Linked DNA regions of Homo sapiens: region 2 is linked to region 1. Evidence: chromatin loops called from intact Hi-C (ENCODE). Cell type or tissue: HCT116. All regions are shown on one strand. Links, peaks and the distances in the headings refer to the core of each region. The heading gives the core; the rest is flanking DNA. Region 1 has its middle 34 kb from the start of MATN1-AS1. Region 2 has its middle 310 kb from the start of MATN1-AS1.

Region 1 (5,365 bases), core at 218-5,217:
ATGCCAGCCATCCCCAACTACAACCTATGAGTGCATGTGCCTGGCCACCGCCAGCTCTCACCTCGAGAAAATTGCTTGCAAGACTGTGATTATGGAGAAGCGCAGACAAAATAAGCTGGGCCCTCAGGGAACAATGATCCCTCCCTGCTGAGGGCTTGGGACCAGGGGGATAGCCAAGAGGTGGGTGACAAGTGTTCTCCTGTCACCTGCCTGCATCCTGTGATTTAACTTCATTTTGACATTTCTCCAGCTGAGTGGCAGCTACAGCTCCAGCCCCATGAAATCAAGTGGATAAAAGCTGAAGCAAAGGGCATGAAGACCTTGACTCCCTGTCATTTTGCCACCAGCTCTGCCAGAGACAAGCTGGCACACAAAGCCACTGAAGCCAATAAGGAAATGGATCGGCACTGAAGGGAAAAAGAGAGATTGAGAATCCCGTGAAATTGCTCCTTCCTTGAGAGTCTGCTGCTGTCTCTGGTGGGAGGGGGATCAGGAAGGATCCATCCAACTGCACAGAGAAGACCTCAGGCTGCTGGCAGTGGAGTCTAGGGGCTACATGCACTGAGCACCTACTATGTGCCAGGCCAGGGCAGGCCGTAGGGATGCTGCAGTGAACAAGACAGATGAGACCCCTGCCCTCATGGCCAATCGTCATTATCATCCTAAATAATATCATTCCTTCCTTGTCTACTACATGCCTAGCCCTCCAGCTCTGTGCTAAGTGGTCCACATGCTTTTCTTTTTCCTAATTCTTGAAAATAGCTTCTGAAGTAGCATTTTATAGAAAAGGAAACAGACTCAGAAGTTTAGCATGCTGCCCACAATGAAATACTTTCTTTTCTTTCTTTCTTTTCTTTGTTTCTTTTTTTTTTTTTTTTTTTTTTTTGAGACAGGGCCTCCCTTTGTCACTCAGGCTAGAGTGCAGTGGCTCGATCATAGCTCACTGCAGCCTCAAACTCCTGAGCTCAAGGGATCCTCCCACCTCAGCATCCAAGTAGATGGGGCTACAGGTGCACACTACCACACCCTGCCAATGTTTCTTTCTTTTTGTAGAGACTGAGTCTCACTTTTTTGCCCAGGCTGGTTGAAACCCAGATGCTCTCCATTTCCAGAGCCTCCATCCACTGCGCTGCAAGGTCTGGCACCTCTCCTTCTCTGGAACTGCTCTGTGGGCCCAGGAACAGGAGTTCCAGTCCTAAGTGGGTGCTGTGTAAACCTTGTACAATTTGCTATATAGCCCCTGCCCTGCGTGCGTACTTGAGTGAGTGTCAGGGAAAAGGTAAAGGATTTTGCACTTATTCATTCGTCCACTGCACACTACTTGGCACCATGCTGAGCCTGGGGACCAGCAGGGGACAACTAGACAAGGTCCCTTCTGGAGAATGCAAGGGCTTTGGGGGAAAAACCATTATCTCCAGGCAGCCAAGACAAATCCAAGGGGGTCAATGCTATCGTGCAGCCCCCAGCTCCACTACAGTGGCCAGTCACAGAGACCTTCGTCACCACCCTTCCTGGGAGTGCAGGAGGATTCCCAGGGGGGATCAGGGACAAAGGCCACCTCCATCCCTACTGGTACAGGCCCTACTGACTCTTTCTTTCTTTACAAAGTGACAACTTCACAACATTTCAACTTTAGAAAGTTCTCGGTCTTCAGTACCCACCAAATATGTTGAATAATACTCTGTAAGGTTGGGTTGTTGTTTCTGTAGTTTCCTATAGTTAGTTTGTTTGTTTGTTTGTTTGTTTGTTTGTTTGGTCTTGTTTTGTTTTGTTTTTTGTTTTGTTTTTTCCAACCACCTGCCCTGACATCATGTCCACATGACCTGAATTCAAGGGAGTAGCCCTTTCCCTCCCATCTCTGCTCCATCCACCCACACATGGCTGGCTGCTCACTTAATTCCCCTGGAGCCCACACAGTAAGCCTCGCACCCCACCCAAGACTGTGCTGGGCCCTGGACGGCCAAGGGTCTGAGCCCCTCAGCTCTGCATCCTTGGAGAACAAACACCACCAGAGGGACCTACAGCTTCTGACCACCCCCCTTCATCTCTCACGTCCCACCTGGAGGACTTGGGCTCTGTCACATCAGGCAAGCCCCTGCCTCAATCTGGGCCTCAGTTTTCCCATCCGTTGAGTGAGGTCCAGACAGGGGAGTCAGCCAAACACCAACACCTTTCATTACCCACTGTGAAGAGCTCAACTCCTTGACTCACCATGGGCCCCACTTGGACAGTGCATCCTCCATCTGTGTTCCCAGCACAAGGCCTGGCACACAGCAGGGCAGCATGGTGCATGGTTCTGAGGATGAACCTGGAGTCAGACAGGCTGGGCTCAAGTCCTGGCTTTGCTACCCATGTGGTCTGGCGCTTTGCTTCTAAGGGTCTCAGATCCCTCATCTGTAACAAGGTGACAGCACTGTCACCTCTGCCAGGGGCTGTTGTGGGGATCAAATGCGACAGCGGGTGAGAGGCTCTCAGCACGGGGCCCACACACACTGGGTGCTCAATTAATGTTAACAGCTGTTAATAATATTAAATAACTTCCGACTTCCCCCACGGTGGGCGCCTCCCGGGCCCAGCAGCCTCTTGGCTGGGAAAGAGACAGACGGGGGCCCCCTTCCCCGGGAACTGACTTTCCAGTGGGAACAAGGACGACCGTCGAGGAACCCGACAAATGAATTAAACCAGCACCAGCGTGATGAGCAAAGCGGAGAAGGAAAGAGGGCGCTGTGAGGAGAGCGAGGCTCCTCCGGGAAAGCTCCTTCTGCTCCAGGTGACAGCGGAGAGAGATGCCACCGCGCGGCGACCGGCAGGGCCGCGTCCCCTCTGCGTCCTAGCACAGCGACGCCCCGCCCGCCACCCGCCCTACGTCACCCACAGCCCCCGACACCGCCCCCTCCCCCGGCCCTGGGCTTCCAGTCCCTGACAGTCCCTGGGACGCCGCCCCACAACGCCCGCCCTCTCTGGACCCTAGGACGGCCCCGGGCACCTGCATATGATGTGTGGCCACGCCCCCGCCACAGCTAATTGGACCGGGGTGGACACCTGAACCCAGTCGGACCAATCAACTCCTGGGTTGCCCCGAGACCCGGACCGGGCCCTGTCCACAGGCTGGACCTGAGCGAGGGAAGGCGGGAGACGGAGGGCTGGAGGCGGAGGGCGGGAGGCGGAAGGCTGGCCCTGAGCTGGGACCCGAGAGGGAGAAAGGGCAGTCCCCTCCCTCAGGTCCTGCTGCCCTCCCCACCTCACCTCTCCTGGGAGTCAGGTCCCAGCTGTGACTTAAGCCAGTACCAGTGGGTTTCAGTGCCTCCCAGCAGAGCGCCCCATTCGCTTCCCCTGCTCCTCGCAAGCAAACCAGTGTCCTCCCCTCCCCAGCTCCTCTGCACCCCTCTGGGCCCCTGCCCTGTCTTCTCTGGGGCCACTACTGGACCCAAGCTTCCCAGGGGCCGGGCTTCTGGTGTTCTGGAGGAATGAGTGAATGAATAACAAAGCCTCGGAGCCGCCCCCAACAATGGAAAGACCCAGGGCCGAGTGGCAGGCAGAGCTGGACTTAGGTCCTCCTCTGCTCCTCTCGACCTCCCTGAGCCCCCACCTCCTCACCTGCAGCCGAGCGGGGTGGCCACCCAGTTAGTGCCAGCTGCGTGAGTGCTATGCCTTACGCATTTTATAAATTTCTTTTCGGTAAGAGATTGCAGACCTAGGCTCAGCTTCCTCCTCCCTGAATATCTTGAAATGCACCCCCGCCAGGAGCTATAGGTGGTGGGGGCAGCCAGGAGACAGGGTCCTTCCCAGCTCAGGCTGCGGAGGGAGTGGAGGCCCAGCAGGTGCGAAGCCACTAAGGCCAGTCTTGGTTAGCCATGAATGTGGGCCTCGTTCCTCAGGGGAGAGGAGCTGAAGTCAAGAGCCCCTAGGTCCTGCACTTCCCCCACCCCCACTGTTAAGAGGAGGTGGAGGTAGAGGCAGGGGCACCTGTCAGCAGGAGGGACCCTCTGGGATCCTCCATGGCTCCTAGACAGGGATGGAACGCAGGGGCTGGGGTGGGTGCTGAGGGAGAAGAGCTGTCCGCCTCCTGCCCTCCTCCCTTTCGCAGCTCTCTGCTTGCACTGGAACCTCTCAGGGTACAGCTCTGGGGGAGGAGGGAGGAGGAAAAAAAAAAGGAATGAGAGAGGGGGGAGGCTGTGGGACTTCCTTGGGGGGGCTGAAGCAGATAGTAGGGAGAGAGGAGCGGGGAATCTAAGTGCAGAGACAGCACAACCCTTTAATTTAGTGCGGCTTTTTCTAGCAGCTCATCAACTTGAGAAGAGGCTGTTTAACTGCTATTTTTGTAAATCCTGTGTGTCCAAATCTGGCCTTTTCCAGTGCTCCGATTTCAACCCCCACATCATGTACTACCTCCCCTCTGACTCCCAATACAAGTTGGAAGGGTTTATTTTTTTTCTGCATCTTTCTTTCTTGGGCAGGTCCACAGGCTGGGTCTGGGGGCTTCCAGGGAAGGGGAGGAAGCACTGGGACCCCTCCTCAGCCTCCTTTGCCTGTTTCTGTCATCACCATGTCCTCCAAATATGGGAATGCCCCAGGGCTGGGTCTTCAGATCTCTTCTTCTCTCTGTCTAGCCTTATTGCCTAGATGGCCCAAGCCAGTTTCAAGGCTTAAATAGGGACTGAGCATTGAAAACCCCCAAGTGTGTTTCTCCAGCTTGGAGCTCCAGGTACTTATATCCAACTGCCTTTTCCATGTCACCTCTCTGAGGTCTAATGGGCTTCTCAAATTCAGCATCCAAAACTTAACTCCAGACTCGCTGCTGTCCCCAGCAGTCCCCAAGACTGCTCCTCCCACAGCTGCCCCATCTCCATGAATGACACTCCATCCGTCTAGTGGCTCAGTCTAAACCTTGGAGTCCTCCTTGACACCTCACTTGCCACACCCACATTCAATCCGCCAGCAAATCCTGATGGCTTTAACTTCAAAACATGGCCAGAAACTGACCACTTCCCATGACCATGACTTCCCTGGTCCAGCCACCTGCCTCTCTCACCTGCCCACAGGGATGCCTTGCTTTATCCACGCCCACCCTCTGCAGACTCTCCTCGACCCAGCAGCCAGTCACAGTAACCCATCAATCAGAGCATGTCACTCCTCTGCTCCCAAACCACCAAGGTTCGCATCCTCATCACACTCAGGGTCAACCCAAGGGTTCTAATCGCAGACCACAAGGCTCCACAGTGCCCATCCTCCTGTCACCCCCTTTCCTCCATCTGGGTTTCTAGGGGAAGAATCAAGTGAATACAAGGGAGAGAGAACAAGAGGGAAGAAATAGAGCAAGAGTCTGATAGACCAGCCTGACTGAGTAGATGAGAGCGAGAGAGAA
Region 2 (5,365 bases), core at 99-5,098, 280 kb before region 1:
CCACCATGGAGAGAGGGAGCAAACACAAGAGGGATGGGGTAAGAGAGGCCAGCTGCAGAGAGAGAAGAGTGGAGAGAGGAGAGAGTCACACAGAGAGGGGGGAACAAAACCAAGGAGAACAAGACACCAAGAGGATAACAGAGGCAGCAAAATACATTAAAAAAAACACAAAACACATACACGTGTGTGCACACGAACACACATGGACGAGAAAGAGAACCTTTGGGAAAGGCTCTAAAAATGAGTGTGATGGAGGCACCCACCCAGGGAGTGAGAAACACACACACACACACACACACACACACACACACACACCACGCAGAGCCCCGACGCAAACCCTGACAGAGATGGAGGGAGACAGATACAATTCAGACAGACGGTGGGGAAAAATGGAGTGTAGAGCAGAGAGGGAAAAAAGACACAGATAGCAAGACAGAAAAAAGATAGGGAGAGATTAATATACACACAAATTGCGATGGGGAGAGGAAGCAGAGAAGCCATAGACGCTGGAGCATCAGGGCTGGGAGCTCGCACCTTCCCCTCCCCACCTCCCGCTCCGCTTCATCACCAACTGCCTCTGCTCACAGCAGCCTGAAATGTAAGCCCTGAGTGGAGAAGTTAATTCTCCCAAGTCCAGCCGCCAAGACGCACTCTGCATTCCACCCGCGTGCCCTTAGTGACACAGAGGCGGAGGGGGATCCATCTGCACCTAGCACAGGTTACTTCTCTTTTCTTAGCTTTGAACCAGATGCACTGATGGAAGGAGAGAGACCTGCCCAGCATTTGATCATCAAGCCTACGCCCAGAGCCACTTAGGCAGCTAATCGCTGAGCCATGAGCGGCCGGAGGTGGGCACAACCCAAAGCCTCTCAAGCACCCCCAGGGTGCCCACCAGGGACAAGATGCAGCCTCTGCACTAGGGACCCCCACATGGGGGGGCGACAGTCCTGGGTCCACATGACCCTTACTTGCTCCTGCCTCTGGTGAGTCTCCTGTCCTGACACCTCTAAGCCTCCACATCCATCTCTATGAAATGGGATCGTATTCCTGCAGCCGGGTCAGCTGAGTTGGAGGAGAGTTGCTGACTCCTCTTCAGTGGTGAAAGGAAATGAAGAAAAGAAATTTGTCTCATCCTGGGGAAGGCCCCAAACCTCATCCCCAGGAGGTCTGCCTGCCTGGCATTTTACAAGGCAGTGGGCCTCTTGGAGGCAGGGAGCCGAGATCAAAAGTACATCAGACATTGCACCAGACAAGGTGACTTGCCCCCCACCCCCCTTGGATTGGCAAGGTGTTCTTTCCAGAATAACTGCCAAGATCCCCCTCCCCAGTTCTCTCTTTGCCACTATTGTGGCTCTGGAGAAAAGATTAGAAAGGCAGTGCTAATTTAATTTGCCAGAATGAATAAAGATAAGACAGTGACTCAGGGTGATGAAGTGCTGGGAGCCCATAATTCACATGCCTGATAGCCCACGTTGGAGCTGATTCAGCCAGGACAGCCTCGGTTTACTGTCTCTGTCGCTGAGGAAGGCTGGCTTCCCCGCCTAGGCAGTGGGTGTGAGAGGCTTATAAATGGGCAAATGAGTTTAAGGGGAGGAAGGAGCGGAGATCTGTGGGTCCTTCTAGTGCCCATGGCTGCCACCAGGATGTGGGGAGGGAGCACTCAGATCATTCATTCATGATCACGCAGCACTCATTCACTCATTCATGATCATTTTACCAAGCAGCCCCCTGGGCCTGGAGTGGGGCATAAGTGGAGGGTGTTTTGGGATCCATCATTAAATCCAAAGGCCATCTGGCCAGGCTGCATCAGGGATACCTGGGCACCGGGATTACCTGTGTCCACGAGGGCACATGCATCACTGCACATGGGAATTTGTGTCATCAGTGAAACAGGAGTGCATTCTCAATGCCCATGGGCAGGGCTTGTTGGTGTGGGGACACCTAGATATACACAGGGCTCGCTCATCAGCATATGCAGGGCTCTGACATGCTCTGCTGCTTACTAGCTGTGTGAACTGGGGGGAGCTTTTTTTTTTTTTTTTGAGACAGAGTCTTGCTCTGTCGCTCAGGCTGGAGTGCAGTGGCACAATCTCGGCTCACTGCAAGCTCCGCCTCCCGGGTTCACGCCATTCTCCTGCCTCAGCCTCCCGAGTAGCTGGGACTACAGGCGCCCACCACCATGCCCGGCTAATTTTTTGTATTTTTAGTAGAGACGGGGTTTCACAGTGTTAGCCAGGATGGTCTCAATCTCCTGACCTCGTGATCCGCCCACCTCGGCCTCCCAAAGTGTTGAGATTACAGGCGTGAGCCACCACACCCGACCACTGGGGGGAGCTTATTACTTCTCTAAGCCTCAATGTCTGTAGAGTAAGGATAGTCATAGCACCCACTTTACAGAGTTCTGGTGAGGACTAAGAGAGTGCCTGAAAGAACCCAGCTCGGCATCCGGCCCACAGGAAGGGCTCCATGATCATGAGTTATGACCCATGTTATTTCATGATGATCATGTGAATTCTTCTTCCTGGGTGCGCGTGGAAGGTGGGCCCACTGGGCTGGTTCATGCACTTCATGGAGAGTTGCTCTTATGGCCACAGGGGAGACCTTCCTGTCACGTCCCAGGTGCTCTTTCTTCCTCCTTTGTGGCTGAGACAATGAGGGCTTGGTGCCTGGCTGGGAGGGAAGGAAAGAAGGTGGAGAGCCAGCCTCTCCTTCAGGGCCAGGAAATTTGGACTTTATGGAAAGCTGGCAGTCTGCTTTGATGGAACTGAAGGCAATTTGCAGCAACACAAAAGGGTGCATTAGAGAGGGAGGGCTGGGAGCCCCAGAAATGAGAGGCTGGAGGCTGGAAAAGAAGGGGATGAAAATGGCCCAGAGAACAGCAATTTAAATGCAACCAAAGCATGAATACTTCTGCCAGGGACCGGGGTTTCCATTCACATGGAATGAAGGACCCACGATGCAGGTGCCTTGTCTGGCTGATGGAGCAGGGGAAGGAAATCCCCACAGGGGCCAAGCCTCGGTGGGCTGGGTTTTCATTTCTTTTGTTGTGTAGTCTAAAGTAGGAACCACTGGACCTTCTTGTAATGCCTTGTGCTTGGAGCTGGGGTGCAGATTGGTGTGAAGACTCTTGGGGTTGAGGATGGAGTGGAGAGGGCAGATCTGAGTCACAGTCAATGACAGGAGGGCTCTAGTGGGAAGGAGGGAGAGGGCAGAGCTGAGTCACAGTCAATGACAGGAGGTCTCTAGTGGGAAGGAGGGGGGATTGGCAGCTCCAAAGCATGGTAGCCTGGACCTCAGGCCTCTCTCGGGCTCTCTTGTGAGCTCCCTGAACTTCCAGCGGCCCAGGCCGTCCTGGATTACAGAAATGTAGTGGAACCCCTCATCCAGGGCTCAGGTGCTCCCAGAGAATTGAGGCTAGGAATGGCCCTTGAGTTAACCCACCATATAACCTTATAGTCAGAGAGGTCTGGGGCAGCAAGGGAAGAGGGGCTGGGGGAGTTACTGTCCAAGATCACACAGTAAGTCAAGGCCTAAGCTGGACACAACCCCAGGCAGCCCACAAAGAATAAATAACTCTTTCTCTCCCATCACCTCTGTCCCCTGACCAGGGCATCATGCCTCTGGACAACATGGTACCCCAGGTCCAACTCTTAAGCTGTGTGTGGCCACTGCAGTGGAGTGCGCTGTCTCTGGGAGCACCTGTTAAAGCTCACACTGCCTGGAAGGAGTGAACCAGCCTCTCTCCCATCAGCCCAGCAGCAGGGACTCCTCTCAGACCAGGCAGAGATGCTGCAGTAATGGTGGGTGAGCCCAGCAAGGGGCCTGGAAGCAGAGCAAGCCCAGGAGGGGGCTGGACAGCAGCACCAGGGTGAGGGGTGGGTGGGAGCCTGAGTGCTGGCAGGCACAGGAAGGAGAGAGGGGCAGGGTGCTCGGGAAATGCTGTGTCCCAGGGGCCACTCTGCAGGGAAGAGCCCCTGGGTGTCGCGTGAGTGGAGGGAATTGGACCCTCCTCCAAGCACAGGATTCCATGGCCCTGGGCGGCCAGTGACCTCACTGCTCTGAGCCAGGGGTGGGGATAAGAATGCCCCCTCCCAGGACTGCAGTAGGGAGTGAGATAACCTTTACCAGGTAACATGCTCAGCCCAGCGCCTGATAGACGGGCTCCCTCCCCAGTCCCCAGTCAGGACACCCCAGGGGTCAGGACTGTGGGCTCCACAGTCCCACATCTGGGATTGGTGTCCCGCTTCACTGCCTGCTGGATGTGTGACCCCGGGCAGGTTCCTCCCCCTCCCTTAGCCTCAATTTCCTCTTTCATGAAATGATGCATTGCCCTCCAACTCTTGGTTATTCTTTGTGAAGTGTCTAACACCGGCACAGAAGACTCACCTGATCAAAGGCAGCAGGCATCACCCTGAGCTGGGGGTCTAGAGTGACCTTTTAGACAGTGAAGTCTGGACCCATGGAGGGGTTATCATTTCCACAGCTCTCATTCGCTCTGCCTGTCCCTTCCAGAATCCCAAATGTTTCAGCCATTTTCTGTGGCTGAAACAGAACATTGTAGGCTGAGTAATTTATCCACAATAGAGGTTTATTCGGTTCATGGTTCTGGAGGCTGGGGAGTCCAAGACTGAGGGGCTGCACTAGGTGAGGGCCTTTTTGCTGTGTCATAATGTGGCATAGGGCATCACATGGTGAGAGAGTGCGTGAGAGAGGGTAAGAAGGGGCTTACTTTGTTTTTATAGTAGACCCACTCCCACCATAATGACATGAATTCATTTCACATTCATCCATTAATCACTGAAAGATCACACATCTCCACACTGTTGCATGAGGGATTACGTTTCCAACACAAGGAACTTTGGGAAACACACTCAAGCCATAGCACGGTCCTCCGCTGTCCCTCTCCCGCCCTCACCATCTCGGGTCTCTCTGTCGGGCTTTGACAGAGCAGGTCTGGCCTGAACTCAGTCTGCAGAAGTAGATTCTCCATGTGCATGAAAATTGCCCATTTACTTTGAGAATCCCATAGAAATCGTTCTCCTCCTCCGCCTGCTCTTCTCCTCCACCCGTTAACGATGGGACACTGGCATGCTAGCATTCTTCCTTTCTGCCTTTATGAGCAAATATGTGATAAGAGGCTCATCGCTGACTCTTTGACAAAATGCAGCATTTTCTTTTAAGCTACATTATGTTAAGAGCAGAATTTCCTCTCTACTAGCTGATAACCTTTTCTGTTTCTTTTCTTTTAAATGAGAGCATCTCTTGTTCATTCTTGTGGAAGATCTGTTAAGGGAGATAAATTGAGAAAAGTCGTGAACTCCTGAAAAGATACAGCTTTTTAAAAAGAATTCATTTGCAGCATGAA

The links. Hi-C counts contacts between places; a loop is a spot of excess contacts. Peaks named below come from ENCODE experiments on the same cell type or tissue, not always from the same donor. Only the 100,000 strongest peaks of a DNase experiment are listed, where the experiment ranks them.
Region 2: a loop joins it to region 1, with 13 times the contacts of the local background. A loop is called at or near these places in 3 of 110 quality-filtered maps.

What each region holds. Positions count from the first base shown.
Region 1 is chr1:30,682,514-30,687,878 of GRCh38, forward strand. No RefSeq gene overlaps it. Among named protein-coding and RNA genes, the nearest start is that of MATN1-AS1, 34 kb to the right of the region's middle. In HCT116, for the core only: a CTCF peak has its summit at 2,714; a DNase peak (open chromatin) is centred at 2,988; H3K4me3 peaks cover 1,408 bases; H3K27ac peaks cover 573 bases.
Region 2 is chr1:30,406,538-30,411,902 of GRCh38, forward strand. No RefSeq gene overlaps it. Among named protein-coding and RNA genes, the nearest start is that of MATN1-AS1, 310 kb to the right of the region's middle. In HCT116, for the core only: a CTCF peak has its summit at 2,358 (motif pointing right); a DNase peak (open chromatin) is centred at 2,355.